Regions from separate parts of the Homo sapiens genome. Here region 2 is linked to region 1. The links are chromatin loops, found by intact Hi-C in ENCODE. Cell type or tissue: chondrocyte. All regions are shown on one strand. Links, peaks and the distances in the headings refer to the core of each region. The heading gives the core; the rest is flanking DNA. Region 1 overlaps ARHGEF9 (Cdc42 guanine nucleotide exchange factor 9). Region 2 holds the start of ARHGEF9 (Cdc42 guanine nucleotide exchange factor 9).

The links. A loop is a pair of places that touch in the nucleus more often than their neighbours do. Peaks named below come from ENCODE experiments on the same cell type or tissue, not always from the same donor. Only the 100,000 strongest peaks of a DNase experiment are listed, where the experiment ranks them.
Region 2: a loop joins it to region 1, with 3 times the contacts of the local background. A loop is called at or near these places in 3 of 110 quality-filtered maps.

The regions. Positions count from the first base shown.
Region 1 is chrX:63,726,275-63,734,608 of GRCh38, forward strand. All of the region lies in intron 1 of ARHGEF9 (Cdc42 guanine nucleotide exchange factor 9), which reads right to left. Among named protein-coding and RNA genes, the nearest start is that of ARHGEF9, 55 kb to the right of the region's middle. In chondrocyte, for the core only: a CTCF peak has its summit at 3,362 (motif pointing right); no DNase peak of the experiment used is centred there.
Region 2 is chrX:63,781,049-63,789,382 of GRCh38, forward strand. ARHGEF9 (Cdc42 guanine nucleotide exchange factor 9) reads right to left here and starts at 4,166. Exons shown (of 10, transcript NM_001353921.2): 1 at 4,068-4,166. The coding sequence starts at 4,097. It overlaps MIR1468 (microRNA 1468), which reads right to left and starts at 5,039; the gene lies at 4,954-5,039. In chondrocyte, for the core only: no CTCF peak of the experiment used is centred there; DNase peaks (open chromatin) are centred at 4,053 and 4,153.

The DNA.
Region 1 (8,334 bases), core at 306-8,305:
CTACTACATCACTTGATCCTTACGGAATCAACTGGGCCTCACTATTACCATTCATTCATTCATTCATTCATTTTTATTTTTTGGGACGGAATCTCTCTCTGTTGCCCAGGTTGGAGTGCAGTGGCGCAGTCTTGGCTCACTGCAACCTCCACCTCCTGGGTTCAAGCGATTCTGGTGTCTCGGCCTCCCAAGTAGCTGGGACTACAGGCGCACGCCACCATGCCCAGCTAATTTTTGTATTTTTAGTAGAGATGGGGGTTTTTCCATGTTGGCCAGGGTGGTCTCAAACTCCTGACCTCAAGTGATCTGCCCACCTCAGCCTCCCAAAGTGCTAGGATTACAGGTGTGAGCAACTGCACCTGGCCATTTACCTATATTTTAAAGATGAGGAAACTGAGGCTCAGAAAGGTGACCTAGTCCTTCAGCCAATAACACAAGTAATACATTATGAAGCTGGGTCTTCTAACTTTGTGTGCTCTTACAATTATCAAACTGTACTACCAATGTCTACTCATTATCTATACTGAACTCCATCTATGATATCATAAGCCAGTTGGCTCCTATTCTTAAAGAACCCTACAGGAGATGTACACAGCCACCTTTAATCATAGGTGCCCCTGATGCTGAGGACATTCATTTTTATGTTGAACTTGCTTTCTTCCAATTGTACTAAAAGTCAATTTCTCCTTGTTTTGGCCTCAGTGAAGAAAAAGAAAAGCTGGTCACTGGCTTACTAAAGTAAATTTTTATAGAGAAGTCTCCCCTCTCCTGGAAAAGATGGGTCCCAAGTGGGCATTGTTAGAACTCAGTAAGCACATACAGCCCCAACCCAGAGCACCATTAAGACCTGTAGTTTAAAGCTATATCCATAGCTTTTTATCAAGGGTCAAAGAGTATCTCAGTATCAATTACCAACCTTCTGCTCAGGACACTATCTGTGGTGCTCTTTGAGGTCTCCCAGGCCCAGATCTGGCTGATTCCACTGTCTATACTTTTTTACTTTGCAGTCTTCTTTTCAGGAACTCCATGCCTGGCTTTTCCCAGAAGCAGATCGCTGACTTTTGTCCCCCATTTAGTCCAGCTGATATACCTGGGCCCTCAGGTCACAAGGCTCAGCTATACCCTGGACAAAGCCAATCTAGGACCTAGTGGTCACAAAAACAACTAACCAACTTGCAAGCCTGTTGTCAGGGCCTACTTAGAATCAATGACTGTCAGAATTGGACAGAATTTTAAAGATCATCACCTTCATGCCCTCATTTTATAGATGAGGTTTAACAAAAGTAACTTGCCTACAGTCATCAAATGGTCAGCCTTCTGGACTAGTGTTTTTTCTAACATAACACCACAGAGAGGGAATACAGGTAGAAAAAATAATCTGAATTTAAGACCTTGTTATACTACTAGCTAAAGGTGTAATGATAATTATGATGATGTTAGCTAATAAAGAGCGCTATTATGTCAGGCACTATTCTAAACACGTTATATACATTAATTCATTCAAGCCTCACAGCAGCCCTTTAAGGAAAAACTATTACTATTCATATCTTACAGATGAGGTAGCTGAAGCTCAAAGAAGTTAAATAATTTGCAGTTCACACAGCCAATAACTACTGAAGCCATTATTCCAGTAGAGGCACAGTCTGGCTCTAGAGACTCTGCTCTTAACTTATAAACTATTCTGCCTCTGGGTCCCAGTTTCTTCACCTATAAAATGGGGATAATTCTACTCTACCATCTGCTTTGTAGGGTATAAAACACTGAACTGAGAGCTGACAGGTATGTGCATGGAGGTGAGAGGAACGCTAATCCAGAAGGCGTTAACAGCTGTGTGGGGCTTCTGTGTTCTCTCCTCACAAACACAAGCCGGAGCAAAGGGATGTTCCTCCCTCATCTTCTGAGTTGTTTTGAAAATGTAAACTAAACTTAACCTGGAAATTGGTTCCAAATCTTCCATTTGTGTACAGAATTAACTTTTAACTTGCTACAATTTTTGTTAAAATGCACTTTGCTCTGCTCATCCATCTTCCATCCAACATTCATTCATTGAGCTCCTACTGTGTGCAGGGATCTGCTCACTGTGACTCAGCTGCAGTCCTTACCTGAAGAACAAAGGGTTTCCAGGTACCAACAATGCATATCTTTCCAGCAGGACGCAAAGGTGGTTTTATGGGCACGCATACCTACCTTCGATTCTGGGCTTTACTACTTTAGAAAGTAGCAATGACAATAGGAGGTGAGGAATAGAAGAGGAGTCAGAAACACAAACTTAAATGTAATTGTCAGCATGTAATTATGACATCTAGGAGTATAATTTCACAAAAGCCAAAGAGTTTCTAACTATACAACCTTGGGTCTCAGTTTTTTCATCTGCAAAATGGGGGTAATAATGTTTGCCTCACAGGCAGGGTTATAGAGAGGGTGAACTCAGATGGTGGATATACAGTGCCTGGCATGTGCTGGCCTAGTACAAGACTTCAGAGAAAGGAGGTTGATTACACATGGGTATTGGGCTATAGAAAGGTTTTGTGTGGCAATGAAGATAGCCCTTAAAGGATGGGTAGGATGGTACCAGATACAGGAGGAAAGGGAGGGGCATTTGAAGCAGAGAAATGAGATTAAGCCAAGTCTCAGAGAAGAAGACTGGGAAATGTGATGGTGAACAAGTAGTGGAGTTTGGAGAGGTTAGGGTTGGGAAAGGGGAGTGGAGGGAGTGATGGCTAAAAAGGTGAGTGAAGTCATGTTTGAAGGACCTTGAATCTAGTCTGAGGAAAAGAAAAAGGTCAAAGTTAATTTTTGGGTGCAAACGTCAATTAAAGCATAGGACAAATTAGGAGGAAATATTGGCTTGGCTTTGCAAAAGAAGTGATGACAAATTTTCTCTTTAAGGTGTTAAATATGGGGGGCCAGCAGGACATGCAGGTGGGTGGGAAGCTCAAGAGAGATTAGGGTATATATACAGGGTTGGGAATCAATGGCCCAGAAGAAATTGTGAAAATCAGAGTTTGCCCTGGAAAAAAGTGCTAAGGCCAGAAGCCTTGGGAAATCAAGATTTATGCTTAAAGATGGAATGTGAGGTAAGGAACAGAAAAAGAGCTACATAAATAAAACTAAAAGAAGCTGTTAGCACATCATTAGGATACAAAGGAGCATGATCTCTCAAAAGTCAAAGACAAGAGTTTCAAGCAGCAAGAGCTCATCAACATTATCAAATGGTACAGAGCTATAAAAAAGAAAACCAAGAAAAGGCCATTTGGGAGTAGCTATAGCAGAGATTATATTCTCTATTCCCAAACTGGTTTATATTCCCTCCCTGCCAAAATCCAACTGTTACCATCCTTCATCTTGCAAGCCTATCATAAAGCCAGAAGATGGAGCAGCATCATTCTAGCAAGGTACTCAAAGAGCTCTGAGCCTTAGGACAGCACTACTGTGGCTTCTAACAAAATAATTCCCAATCCCCAGGACATTTCAGAGGAAGCACTAAATATAGGGAAGCTCTTGCTCAGACTTACAAGTGAGTGGGACACATAGTGTTTCCCACTCCCACATCAACAAAACTTTTGGACATGAATAAGAGGATGGGGAGGGTTAAGAGTCCTGCATTATGCTTAAAGACAGAATAGGATATTATTTCTTTGTATCCAGATTTCCGAAGACAATCCTAATATCAAATATTCTATCTAATTGCTCCCCAAAGTAGATATATCTGTTTATCAGCTGTCATGTGCCTTGATTTTTAACCTAGAAATATGATTGCTATACCCTGGAGGCACTGGGAGTCTGAGATCTAAGGCTGGTCTCTGTGACCAAAAAAGGCATGTGTGTTTGCAGTGAGCTTGGGGTGGCCAGTGGACCCTTTCAGTGGGAACAGAAGAAGAAATGGGAAAGACAGAAGGAAAGTAAAAGAGTTATAAAGGGAAGGACGAAGCAAGAGAAGCTTATACTTGTAGAAAACATATGCTGCAAACTGGATAAAGGGCTTTCTTTTGTGATTTCAACCTCTATAATTCTCCAATGTAAGCATTAACATCTCCATTTTTACTGAAGATGACTTGTGAGATAAAACAAGTAACCCACAGTTACCCAGTTAGTAGGTGGTGGAGCAGATTTAAATCTCCAGTTGGCCTTACTCTACAGCTTTGCTATTTGCCAGTCCCCCATGGAACCAGTCAAATGGCAGGGAGGGGGACCAGCTCACCCTGTGAATGACCTACAGCAGTGATTCTCAGTTCCTCAGAGGTCTTGTTAAAACACAGGTTGCTGGGCCACATAGGCCTTGAGTATTGATTAGGTAGGTCTGAAGTGCAGCTTGAGAACCTGCATTTCAAATAGATCCCCAGGTGATACTGATGCTGCTGGTCTGGGAATCACATCTGGAGAACCACTGCCCTAATGGACTGTCCTAGTGTAGGCCCTACCCTTGCCTCTTCTGATGCCTCATTCTTCACAGATTTCCCCATGCCACACCATATGTTGTGCTCCCTGCCTCCAGCACTCCCTTCCTATCTACAAGGCCTTCCTCAGTTGTTGGTAAATGTCTGCAAAAGGGTATTTGGGGTCATGTAAGCAGCATGCCCAATGTCAGGCTGTGTTAACACAGGAAAAAACTTGGGATTATGGCTGTCACCCAGTCTTTTAGAGCCATGCCACTTATCTACAACTTCTTGTTCTTCCCCTCTAGTTCAACAGCACCACCCCCAAAATAGACATTTAATTAGCCTTGGTGGCTGTCAGAAATATTAGTGTTTTAATAAGAAGCAGCAGAAGGGAGAATGGGTTAAAAAATGTGAACCTCACATGTATGGAATAGCAAATATGCCAATTGCCATGAAGGTAGATGAGCTGGACCTGCCTTCCAAGAAGCTCCGTAGGAGGAAAAGGAGGGACATGACAGGGGTTTGCCTATGAGGTTTTCTCAGGTTGGTGTCTGCCCGTATCCTCTCAGAAGGCCCCCTTCTCCTGAACAGCTAAACTTGGGCAAGAGCAAATTATTTTCCCTTGCTCCCTTAAGCATATCTAAAACAAGCTGAGATTTTATGCTCTCTCCTGAAAAAGCTAGATTCCTTTTAATACAGCCTTGAAAACGCTCTGGCTATCTTGCCCAAAGTGTTGAAGGATAATCATCCTCCCTATTTTTGGGAAGGTGTGAACCAGGCTGCCCCAACAATAGCTATGAGGTACCATGGTGTACAGTAAAGACTCAGATTGGCTATTGGAAGAAAATCTGCCAGTAACTCACCAAATGATCTTGGACAGGTCCCTTTCCCTGTCTCAGTTTTTTTTTTTTTTTTTTTTTTTTTTAGATAGAGTCTTGCTCTGTTGCCCAGGCTGGAGCGCAGTGGTGCAATCTCGGTTCACTGCAACCTCCACCTCCCGGGTTCAAGTGATTCTCCTGCCTCAGCCTCTAAAGCAGCTGGGATTACAGGCATCTTCCACCACACCTGGCTAATTTTTTGTATTTTTCGTAGAGACAGGGTTTCACCATGTTGGCCAGGCTGGTCTTGAACTCCTGACCTCAGGTGATCCGCCTGCCTTGGCCTCCCAAAGTGCTGGGACTACAGGCGTGAGCCACCGCACCCAGCCCGTCTCAGTTTTTTTACATGTCAAGTGACAGACTGGAACCATACAGATGACCTCTCAAGTCCCTTCCAGCTCTGGTATTCTACTGAGGCTAACACTTACTCTGCAAAGGACGGGGATGTCATTATTGCAGCTTAATTCTCCTCACCCTTCTTTGTGCTTGATAGGATGCTTTTACTGCTTTCTGCTCAAAAAAATGAGAACTTTTTCCTGAAGATAACTCACTCAAGCATTGCTGGCAACACAGTCAGACTACCTGGGAAAATTGAGAAGTGGGCTTCCCACTTAAACCCTTGACTGCCGCATTCAAAAGTCAATAGGGACCTTTGCTTTTTGTTCTCTCCACTTAGTTCTTCAGATGAATCATCCTTCTCATGACATCAGTTCTCGCTCACCTCCAGTCCCATATTTCCTACTGCCTGCTCCACATTTCACTGGATGGCCTGCTACCACCTCCAATAAAATGCAAAATTCATCATATTCCCCCATTCTCCCTCCTTCTCAATTTTTCCCATTTAAGGAAAATCTTCTGGCCCTGCTATTTCTTTCTTCTTCATGTCTCTCCCTCTCAGATACAACGCATTCTCTTCATTCCCACTGTCTTATCCTGGTCCTCATCAGCTCAAACTGTCTCCCAACCGGCTTCCTTGGCCCTTACAGGTCTGTCCCTTCCTCAAGCTATGCCTTAATGATGCGAATCTTAAAGCATTTTTGCTAGTATCACTCCTCAAGCTCAAGAAGCTTCAGTAACTCCCCACTATCTCAAAGCTCTCCTTAATCTAGCCTCATCTCTGGATCCAACCTTTACCTCTAACAAGGCAGGGGCTTTCCACCACTCTTGTCAAAATGAGTCTCTTGCATCCTTCTCATGACATCAGCTGTCACTCACCTCCAGTCCCACATTTCCTACTGCCTGCTCAACATTTCACTGGATGGCCTGCTACTGCCTCCAATAAAATAATGATCAATCCTACTTCTGTGCCTCTGATTTGGCCATATCCTTAGCCAATGGTTACACGTAGCGACACTGGGGCCAGGCTGCTTCTTCCTAGCTGTGTGATTGTGGCCGACCTACTCCGTAATCCCTTCTCTGATGACTCCAGGCTGCATCCTCTCTCTCTCTCTGCCTCTTTCAGTAACCTTATCTACCTAGGATAAGCAGAAAACAAAAATTTGGAAGAGCTATTCAAGTTGCTGACCAGAGTGTTATTCTTCAAATAACCAGAGTATATACTTCTGAATGATAGGTCTAAAACATAAGCTTAATCCATAATGAACAATGTGTATACTCCACTTAAAGTTCTGACTTGAGTTCTAAAAGCAAGCAAACTCTGAGGCAGAACACAGCAATAGAGTAAGCATCTCTGTCAGGTGGCAGAACAATTTATGGGGCCAAGGAAATTGTTTACATAATATGTACCCAGCTGCCCTATATGCCAGTCCATTGTTGCCAGGATTTATTGCTAGGTGGCTTCTATGGCAGGCCAGTTTTTGCTAAAGATCTGCACTGGTGCCCAGTGATCACCAGGGAAAGAGGCAGAGATAGATGCTAGGTAAGAAAAATCCCACTGTGAATATCAAAAACATCCCAAGAGTTGCTTTTTCTTTTCCTCAGGTTTTAACATTTTGCACTTGATTGTTTCCAGTTTCAATGTGGGTGTTGCTATTGCCCACAAGTAAATAATTTCATTTCTTGGCAGAATAATTAATGCACTCAAGTGATAATGACTCTAAATATGCTGAATGGAAGTATGTACATATATTTTTTCATGACACAAAATCATCTTTTTCCTAATTTGGGTGTGTGATTTGTGAGTCATTACACATCAGTTTCCTTCAATATCCCATTATACTATCCAGTTTTCACTTTAATAAAATGAAAGATCTACTGTTCAGCCACACCTGGCAGACACAAAAGGTAGGCCTAGATGGGGTCAGCCTTGAGCAAGACAGACCACCTGATCTAGAGCCCAATATGAACAGTGGTCATAAGCCGATTCACACTTTCCAGGACCTTTTAGGACATTTTAGCTTGGAAAACCCAGAGAAGCCCCTTAGGGCATGATGCCATCCAGAATATTTTCTCACTGAGGCTAATAACAAAGAACAGCTTCTTCCTGCACTTCTTCCAAAGGAAGTTAAAAGGTGATCTCTGCTCTAATGGTGACCCAACAGATGAGAAAAGGGTTGTTGCTTGCTTGTCTGGACCTTAGCAATAGATGGTAAGAAACCCAAGCCAGTAGCTCAGCCAAATGGGCCCAGGAGTTTCTGAAGTGAGACCCAGCTGCTGCCTCAAAGTTCACAATGTTAAGAACTTGGTCTTGTTTAGAGAATGATCCCCTTTAAAGAAAATGCAGCCAAATGGGCCAAGGATTGCACAGATCAGAGAGAAGACATGTTTCTGAATGGCCAACCTAGATGATGTTGGCTAGAGAAGGTCCTATATACTACAACAGCTCCCAATCTGATAAACATTAGCTTGTATCTACAAAATATCTTGGAAACAGGAGTAATTGTCAAGTTATTCTGGGATATTTTGGCACTTCTGACGCATTACAACACTGTTTCTTAATGTGAGGTCCACAGACCCCTGCTCAGAACCACCGTACCATATTTATTAATAACAAGCAACCAGAGTGATTCTGAATCACGTGCCACACTGAAACCAACTGTCTTAATCTTTCTGGGACCAGAGAGTTTATATTGCAGGAATTTCCTCTTACTGCACTGGGCCACTCAAAAGAAACCAGA
Region 2 (8,334 bases), core at 77-8,076, 55 kb after region 1:
ATCTAAAACAGTGAAACAATGAAAATTGAAAGGTGTAATACTTCTATTTAGTGAGTGCACATTGTAGTTTATACATGAGTTAAATTTTGAATTTGAATATCTTTACCATTAAAATGTATTGTTTTCCTCGGTAATTGAAAATAAAAGAATAAATCAAGAAAATAATAAATAGTACTGATTATTACTGAAAATAATTTTTTCATATATAAGACTATTAAAAATGATCCATTCTAGATATTACAGATAAACAGTAGGTGTACCACAACACTGAAGTGCTAATAATACACTTAATCTTCTTCTCCAGAATTCCAGAAAGCAGGGTATTAATTTATTGGTAATCCACATAGAACCAAGTCTCAATTAGCCCTACCATGGTCAGAAGTCCAAAAGCAGATCACTCGAACATTGACTTAGATATGAAATGCCCCTCCATGTATAGACCCACTCTATGTTCTTTCTAGCCCCACTCTTAGCGATCTGAGGGTCCGAGCAGGTGATCAGAAAGGAGAAAGACACGTATCATCTATAAACAATGATGTCAGTCATTTCATATAGATCATCTCCACCATTATCACCCTGATCCAAGCAACCATCACGTCTAACCTGGGCCTCCTCACAGTTCTCGTCCTTGTCCCACTACAATTTAGCCTCCTGTTAAAATTTAAGTCAGATCATGTCCCTCATCTGTTCAAAACCTTTCAATGGCTCCCAATCTCACTCAGAATAATGCCCTATAAAAGTGGCTGTTTTCTCTCTGATTTCATCTATCCTTCTTCCATGTACTAATTCTTTATCCCAAGGACATTGGCCTCCTTGCTGTTCTTTAAACAAACCAGTTGTGTTCTTTCTGGATGTTCTTTATGCCTAAAATCCTCTTCTCCTAAACATATACACAGAGCTTGTTCCTGCACTTCCTTCACATCTTTGCTCAAATGCCCCTTAACTAGTGAGGCTTTGATGGATCTAATATACCATCCAACTTCCCATGTGTCTCTATGCTCTTAACAGGTTTTATTTTTTTTCCTAGTGATTACCACCTCCTGACATAGTGTATATTCATTTCTGTTATGGTTTAATGAACTTCACAACCCCTAGAATATAAGCTCCATGAAAGTGAGGAATTTTTTTTCATTGTGATCTCCCCTGAACTTAGATCAGTGTCATTTCATAGCAGATCCCCTACATTTGTGTTGAATAAATTAATGACCCGATAGTACCTATAAAAAGGCACTTTATCCCCATTTTATGTAAGAGAATACTGAGAATAAAGTAGGTTCGACAATTGGTAATAGTTTCAGGACTGAGAAACATAAAAGCCGGGTCCTAAACCTCTGATTTGTTACTCTGAGAACAGTGTTCTTTCCAATTTAGGCATACTGGCTAACCCAGCACAAACTGGCATTGCAGAAAGAAGCCAAGAATAAATAACAATTTACCGTCCAGTGTGAACTCACAGTTTAGCATCCTGTATCTATGAGACAGATTTTATTCTGTAAAATCTTGAACAATGTTTTATGTTCAAGGCCCACGATTTACATGTAACACTTGAAATAAGTTACTACAGTCAAATGTACTAAAAAGAAATCTCACTGTTATAAAAAGCTCAGTTTGTACTTCGGGCACCTTGCAAACGAAAGAACAAGGAGCAAAGATCTTTCAGCTAGCCACGTTATAAAATGGTGGCTAGATACACAATCCCTATTTGTTCGTAATGAGCCACTAGTTAAATTTTATCCAACACATACTTCTAGGAATCTGAGAATCTAAGGCCTAGAAGGAATTTTGGTGCTTATTAACATCCGCATTTAATAGGTAAGAAATCTGAGGCCCAAAGGATTTCTGTTAGTGGCAAGGCCAAAACTTAGAGGTTCCCTGCCTCTCAGGCAAGAATAGAGTTTACTACTCCCATCTCTTGAATTCTGGTAAACAGCTAAATAAATGCTTTCATCATATAATATTCATTGTCTCAGTCCTCTAAGAATATTATGAGATTTTTCCCCATCAACCAATCCTTAATTACACAGTCTCCACAAGATGTCTGCCACCCTTTTCTCTCTCATACACTGTTGGCAAAACTTCAAATTTCTTCATTAATTTAACCTGTTGTCAATGAGTGGCTCTGGGCCCCTATACTTCAATATATTTGGGAGAGGAAGTAAGTCTCACCCTGACCCAGTTCCCAGTTGCCAGAAATGCCAGGACTGGCATGGATTTTTTTCGGGTAATTTTTTTTTTTTTTTTTTGAGATGGAGTTTCGCTCTTGTTGCTCAGGCTGGACTGCAACGGCACAATCTCGGCTCACCGCAACCTCCCCCTCCTGGGTTCGAGTGATTCTCCTGCCTCAGCCTCAGGCATGTGCCACTACGTCCAGCTAATTTTGTCTTTTTAGTAGAGACGGGGTTTCTCCACGTTGGTCAGGCTGTTCTTGAGCTCCCGACCTCAGATGATCCACCCGCCTCGGCCTCCCAAAGTGCTGGGATTACAGGCGTGGGCGGCCGCGCCCGGCTTTCAGGTAAATTTAATGGCACTAGATCATCCTGAAGAAAGTCCTTTCCCAAGATCATGACTATGTTCCTTTCTTCCCCTCTCAGCACCATTTGAGCAAATGATTGGTGGAGCAGTGGGGAAGGACTGTGGCAGTCAGGAGACTCAAGTGCTAGACTCAGCTTTGCCTCCAAGGAGTTTGTGGTCCTGGGCAAGTCTCTCCCACTCTCTGGATCCCAGCTTTCCTGGCTGGACAGCAAGGACTCTAAGGTCTTTACCTGCTCTAATCTTTTCTGGTTCTACAAACATTTGATGCAGCTTTAATGGGACCTCAGGGAAGTAGGGAGGTCTGGGAAGAAGGGTCTTTTGAAGCCCCAGCACATAGGCATATGAACCGGATGCCCTTAAGAACCACTGAAACAGAGATCTAACAAAACTCTGAGGAAGGGAAGAGGACAGCCCCTCTGAATATAGTCCTAGCCCACACCAGATTCCCTCTTCCCCTCCACAATGAAAGCAAAAATGGAGTTAAATATCAGTTTTTGCCCAACCACTTCAGGCTACTTTCCTTCATCTGCGGGTTATGGGTGGCAGCGTAGAAGTGTGGGCTATTGCCATCAGTGCCTGCTGACCCAACCTAACTGCCTTCTAAGGCCCTTTTGCTTATGCCTCCCAGCTGAGGACAAAGTCATGGGGGCCTCCCACTCCCCAGAGGCCCTAACCAGGCTTAAGCTGCTCCTGGCTAAGTCAGAGAGGCATCAAAATGCAGCCACCACTTCCTCTCTGCAAAAGGAAGTCATTCCAAGGTCTCCAGGTGGAGAAGGGAACACCATGGCATAAAATGAACTGTTGGAGGATTATACTAAACACACACACAAGCACACACTCCTTGGGAGGGAGAGAAGAGCTCTGTTAACTGACTGTGGCCCAAGCCCATTTCCAGAATGTGGGTTTCTGCAGCTGTCTCTCCTTGACAAAGCCCCAAGTGTGGACAGGGTGACCCCAGCCCGGACAAGGAAGGGCTTTAGGGCTCCCTCAGGCAGCTTCCTGAGAGAGAGAGAGTGGCTCTCTGGCCCTCATGCTCTGGGGCTGACCAGGGAAAGGAGTTGCAGAAAATCTAGTTGGGGGCAGGGGGGAGTCATGCAGCTCTCCCATAAGGCCCCCTCCACAATTCCAGGCTTTGTGACCGTCCCCTCCCCCCACAACCCCGTGCCAGCTTGTCAGCCTCCTGCGAGCTTCACTGCTTCCAGAGAAGCCCTCTGCCATCCCCCTTCCCTCTCTGGCCTCCCAAGTGACCCCTGGGATGTTCCTGGGCACATAATCTGGCCCCCACCCCTATTCCACCTTAATCTCAGAGGGAGATAGAAAAGTGGAGGGGGATGGTAGGGGGGTTTCCTGGGCAGGCAGGCTAGCAGGGACTCCTAAAATGGCCACAGCAAGCTCACTGGTGTCTCAAGGACGGCGGCTAGGGCGGTGGGCAGAGGCCAGGGTGCTCACTGCCTTGTGGCTCGTTGGAGGAACTGGAGGTGGGGCTGGGGGACTGAGAGGCTCAAGCAAGGGAAGCCAAGGTTACATGCACTCACCATTCCCGATCCGCCCCTTATCCACTGCATGGTGCTTGCGAAGTCCGGCTTCTCTGAGGCCCCGTAGCTGGCGCGAGTTGTCGCGGGCTGACTAGAAGGGCTGGGCTGAAGCAAGCGAGAGCCCCAGCGCCCCCTCCGCCGCCCCTCCTCCACAGCCCTACAACCCAATCCCCTCCGCCCCGGACCTCGCCTTCAGTCAGTTTGTTCCATGCCAACCGGCAGGCTCTGTCTCTCCGCCCTGCTGCTCCTAGAGGTCTTGGCAGGGAGAGGTGCGAGTGTGGGGGGGTCCTAATGGGCTGCTTTTGTCCCCCACCAAGGCTTGAGAACTGTGGGGGTGGGGTGCAGGGAGAGGATGGGGGCGAATAGCCTCCGCCCGCCCAGGAGAAGGCAGCTGCTACCTCTGCCTGCCTCCCGCTGCGCTGGAGTTAGATGCTGTTTATTGTGGGGCTTCCCAATTGTGTCGAGTCAGCGGAAAGTCCTTTCCAAAGTTACCAGAGGTGTTGTGCCAATCTCCAGAATAATAAGATCCTGCCCCAGTGGAGCCAAGCCAGCACTCTCATGCCTCCCTCCCCCACCCTCCCTCTGCATACTCCCCTAGGGTCTTCTCTCTTTGTGTACTATCTGAGAGCTTTCATCTGCATTACTTTCACTTCTCAGAACAACCCTGTAGAGGCAGCCATTAGTATCTCCAAGTTATAGATAAATAAATGGAGGTTTGGAAGAGGGAAGGGGCATAAGGTCACATTAAAGAAAAAAAAAAGATAAATCCTCGACTTTACCCTCTGCGGCTTTCCAAGCCTCTTTCGGCTATCTCTCCCTTTCTATCTCACACACACCACTCCAGGCTTCTCCTTCATGCCCTTAGGAACATGAAAGGTAGCTTGTTGATGGACGAATTTTCCATTTGCTTATTTTGCTGAGAATGAGTTGAATGCACATCAGCGAAACAGGCAAACGGAGAAACCACCCACCTCTTTATGATTCCCCCAACTCTGGGGAACACAACACAGGCTGGTACCTTTGCTTAGGCTAAAAATTGACTTTGTCAGTCACACTAACATCTGTTATTATCCCTTATAATCCTCACAGTAACTCTATGAGATGGACACAACAAGGATTCTTAATTGCCCACCATTACAGACTTGAACACTGAAGCCCAGAGATTGAAAGACTTCTGCTTAAAGTAGCACAGCCAAACAAGACAAGAATCCAAGGCTCCTGACTAGAAGAGCAGGTCAGGCAAAGACAGAATTGCAAAAACAGAGGTTGCAACCAAAGTAAAAGGAGTTACAGTATGATATTAGAAAGAAGTTCCTGGAGATAATTGACATGAAGACATCACTGGCCTGTTACACGTACTTTATTTGTCCTCTTCTTTTTAGCACAACTTCTGCACTTCATCCAACCTGTTGTTTTGTCCATGCAGAGCTGGGCAAAGATAGAAGCAGTACCTTAATGAGCACCCCATCATGGGAGGTGTACAAGCAGAAGCTGAATGACCCTTTGGCAAGGGATTCCTGAATCAAATGGGAGGTTGCCCTGGATGACCTTTCAACTTCCCTCCCAAGTCTGGTAACCCAGGCATCAGTGATTCCACAATGTTCTCTCACTTTCCCATCTCTGGGCCTTCTTTCATGCTCAGTATCTTGGATGCACCTCCCCTGCCAACCAGCCCATTCAAACTGTCATGACTGTTCAAGATCTGGCACCAGGCACACCACCTTTAGAAAGCTTTCCAGGAATACCTCCAGGCCCTGATTTTGTCATCTTTCATTTGATTCCTATAGCACTACGATTTCACTGTCTCGATTAAAAATGATCTTTTTATTTCCTGGATGTTACGGGCTGAATTGTTTTCCCCCAAAATTTATATGTTGAAGTCCTTCCAGTACCTCAGAATCTGATGACTCGGAGAAGACAGTCATCTAAACAGCAAGCCAAGGAGAGAGGCCTCAGAAGACCCAACCCCACTGATACCTTGTTCTCAGACTTCTGGCCTCCAGGATTATAAGAAACTCAATTTCTGTTGTTTAAGCCACAGAGTCTGTGGTATTTTGTTATGGCACAGCCCTAGCGAACTAACACAATGGTCATATGAACATTTTACTGTCCCCTTTCACTTAAATGGCATTATGTGTTTTTGAAGCAGTGGCAATGAATTACTAATTTCTGCATCTTCTACAACAGTGACTGGCACATAGTAAATACCCAATAAAAACTTGGAATTTTTTGATGGATGCATTCATTCAACATTATCATTTAGCCCCTGTGTGCCAGGCATTGTGACAGATGCTCAGGATACAAGACAAAGTTCCTCATGGACCTTACAATCTACTTACAGAAGAGAGATAGACAATAAATAAGTAAACAAACAAAAATATTTAGAGATTGTAATATGTGCTCTGAAGGATATAAACCAATTTATGTGATGTGAGTAGCCCTGGAATTGTGGAAAGTATCTGTGCCGGTCATGGTCCAATCAGGAAAATAAAAACCACCCTAGGTCTTTTAAACTGCGAGCATTTAATGCATGACACTTACAGAGCTAACAAGCCAGACAGAGGATGAGGATGCAGCAACCTAGCATTTAACAAACACAGAAAGCTGCTACCACTCGTAGGGATGGACGGATAACAGATGAAGCCATGCAGAAGCTAAAATCATGGGTTGGACAGCCTATTGGAAGCAGGTGCCATGAATGGAAGAGTTGTTCAAGAGGAGCTGGAGCCATGGAGGAATACAGCTACCACCAGAAAACACCTCTCTGATACAGGTGGTGGGAGAAATACCCTGGGTTCTCCCTTCCTCCTAGCCACCAATCTCCTGTACATGTCTCCCATTGGACAAAAGAAGTGAGAAAGCAAGGAAATCTAACAAATGTAATTTTCAGGAGAAGAGTGGAGAATGGATCTGGATGCAAACAGGCCAGTGTTAATATAAAGCCTAGGGACTCCTGCAAAAAACAGGTGCCTAGAGACTCCTGCAAAAAACGTGTTGATCCCAGAGGTGTAAATAGATGCTGTTGAATCCAGTCATTATGTCTTGAGCACCTATTTGCCTAGAACCATATGAGTAGTTAGAGGAGACATAATGTAGTTGGTAGGGCATAATCTCTGAAGTCAGAACAACTTGGATTGTATTCAGTTATTGGCTTTGCCACTTACTTGGGCAGATTATTCAATGTTCTATGCCCTGACAGTTTCTTTATCTGTGAATAGGGCTGACAAGATAGTTACAAAGATTTGATAAATTTGTCCAAGGAAAGTACTTAGCACAGGGCCTGGAAGCCAGTAAGAATTCAGGACAGGACAATAGAAATCTGGAAAAGGGGTTTCCATAATCTCTGTGTTCACTCTCTTGAAGTCCTGTGATCTCCCAGAAGCCTCTTTGGTACCTAGCCAGGCACCAGCTCTCCACTCTAGTAGAGGGCCATGAGCAAAATGAAGAGAAAGACAGTCATGTCCCAGCTTATCTGTGACTCAGGTTCTCCAGTCATACAATGAACACACTAATTGTGTACCTAAGAGTGTTAAAGAATCACTGATCCATAGATATCAGAGTTGGCCTTAATAATTGTAAAGATTATTTCCTCCAACAGTCTCATTTTACTGATGAGAAGATATAGCCCCAGGGAATGGAAGGAGCTCCCAAAGTCACAAAGTAAGTTAGTGGCTGAGCTGGGATAAAAACTCAAACCCTTGATTCTCCAGTGAGTGGAGTGCAGTAGTGAAAACGGGTAAATACTGAAAGGACACAACTACTATAATTCCAAATATTGGAGGCCCAAGACTAACGTGTATATTATAAACTCTTATCTTTACAAAGCAATATTTCGTACATACATTACTACCTATTTTTATTTATTCATAAAATCAATAAATATGTGTGCCTACAATGTGCCAGGTATAGTATGTTAAGCACTGATGCCATAGCAGTGAACAAGATGGACAGAGTTCATGCCCTCATTTCTATTCAATAAACAACTAAATCTGGTAAGCAAATGTGCTAATACAGATGGTGATAAGTGCTATAAAAGAAAGAAAGTGAAGGGATAGAGTAACTCTGGGGGAGGAAAGGGAGTTTAGATAAGGAAGGCTTCTCCAAGGAGAAGGTATTCAAATTAAGGCCTAAAGGCTTAAGGCGAGCCAGCCATGTAAGAGGTAGGGGGAAAGTATTCCAGGCACAGAAAACAGAAAGTACAGAAGCCCAAAGGATTGAACTGGCATGTAATGTTGCAGGAATTAGAAGCGCAATGAGGCTGAAACCT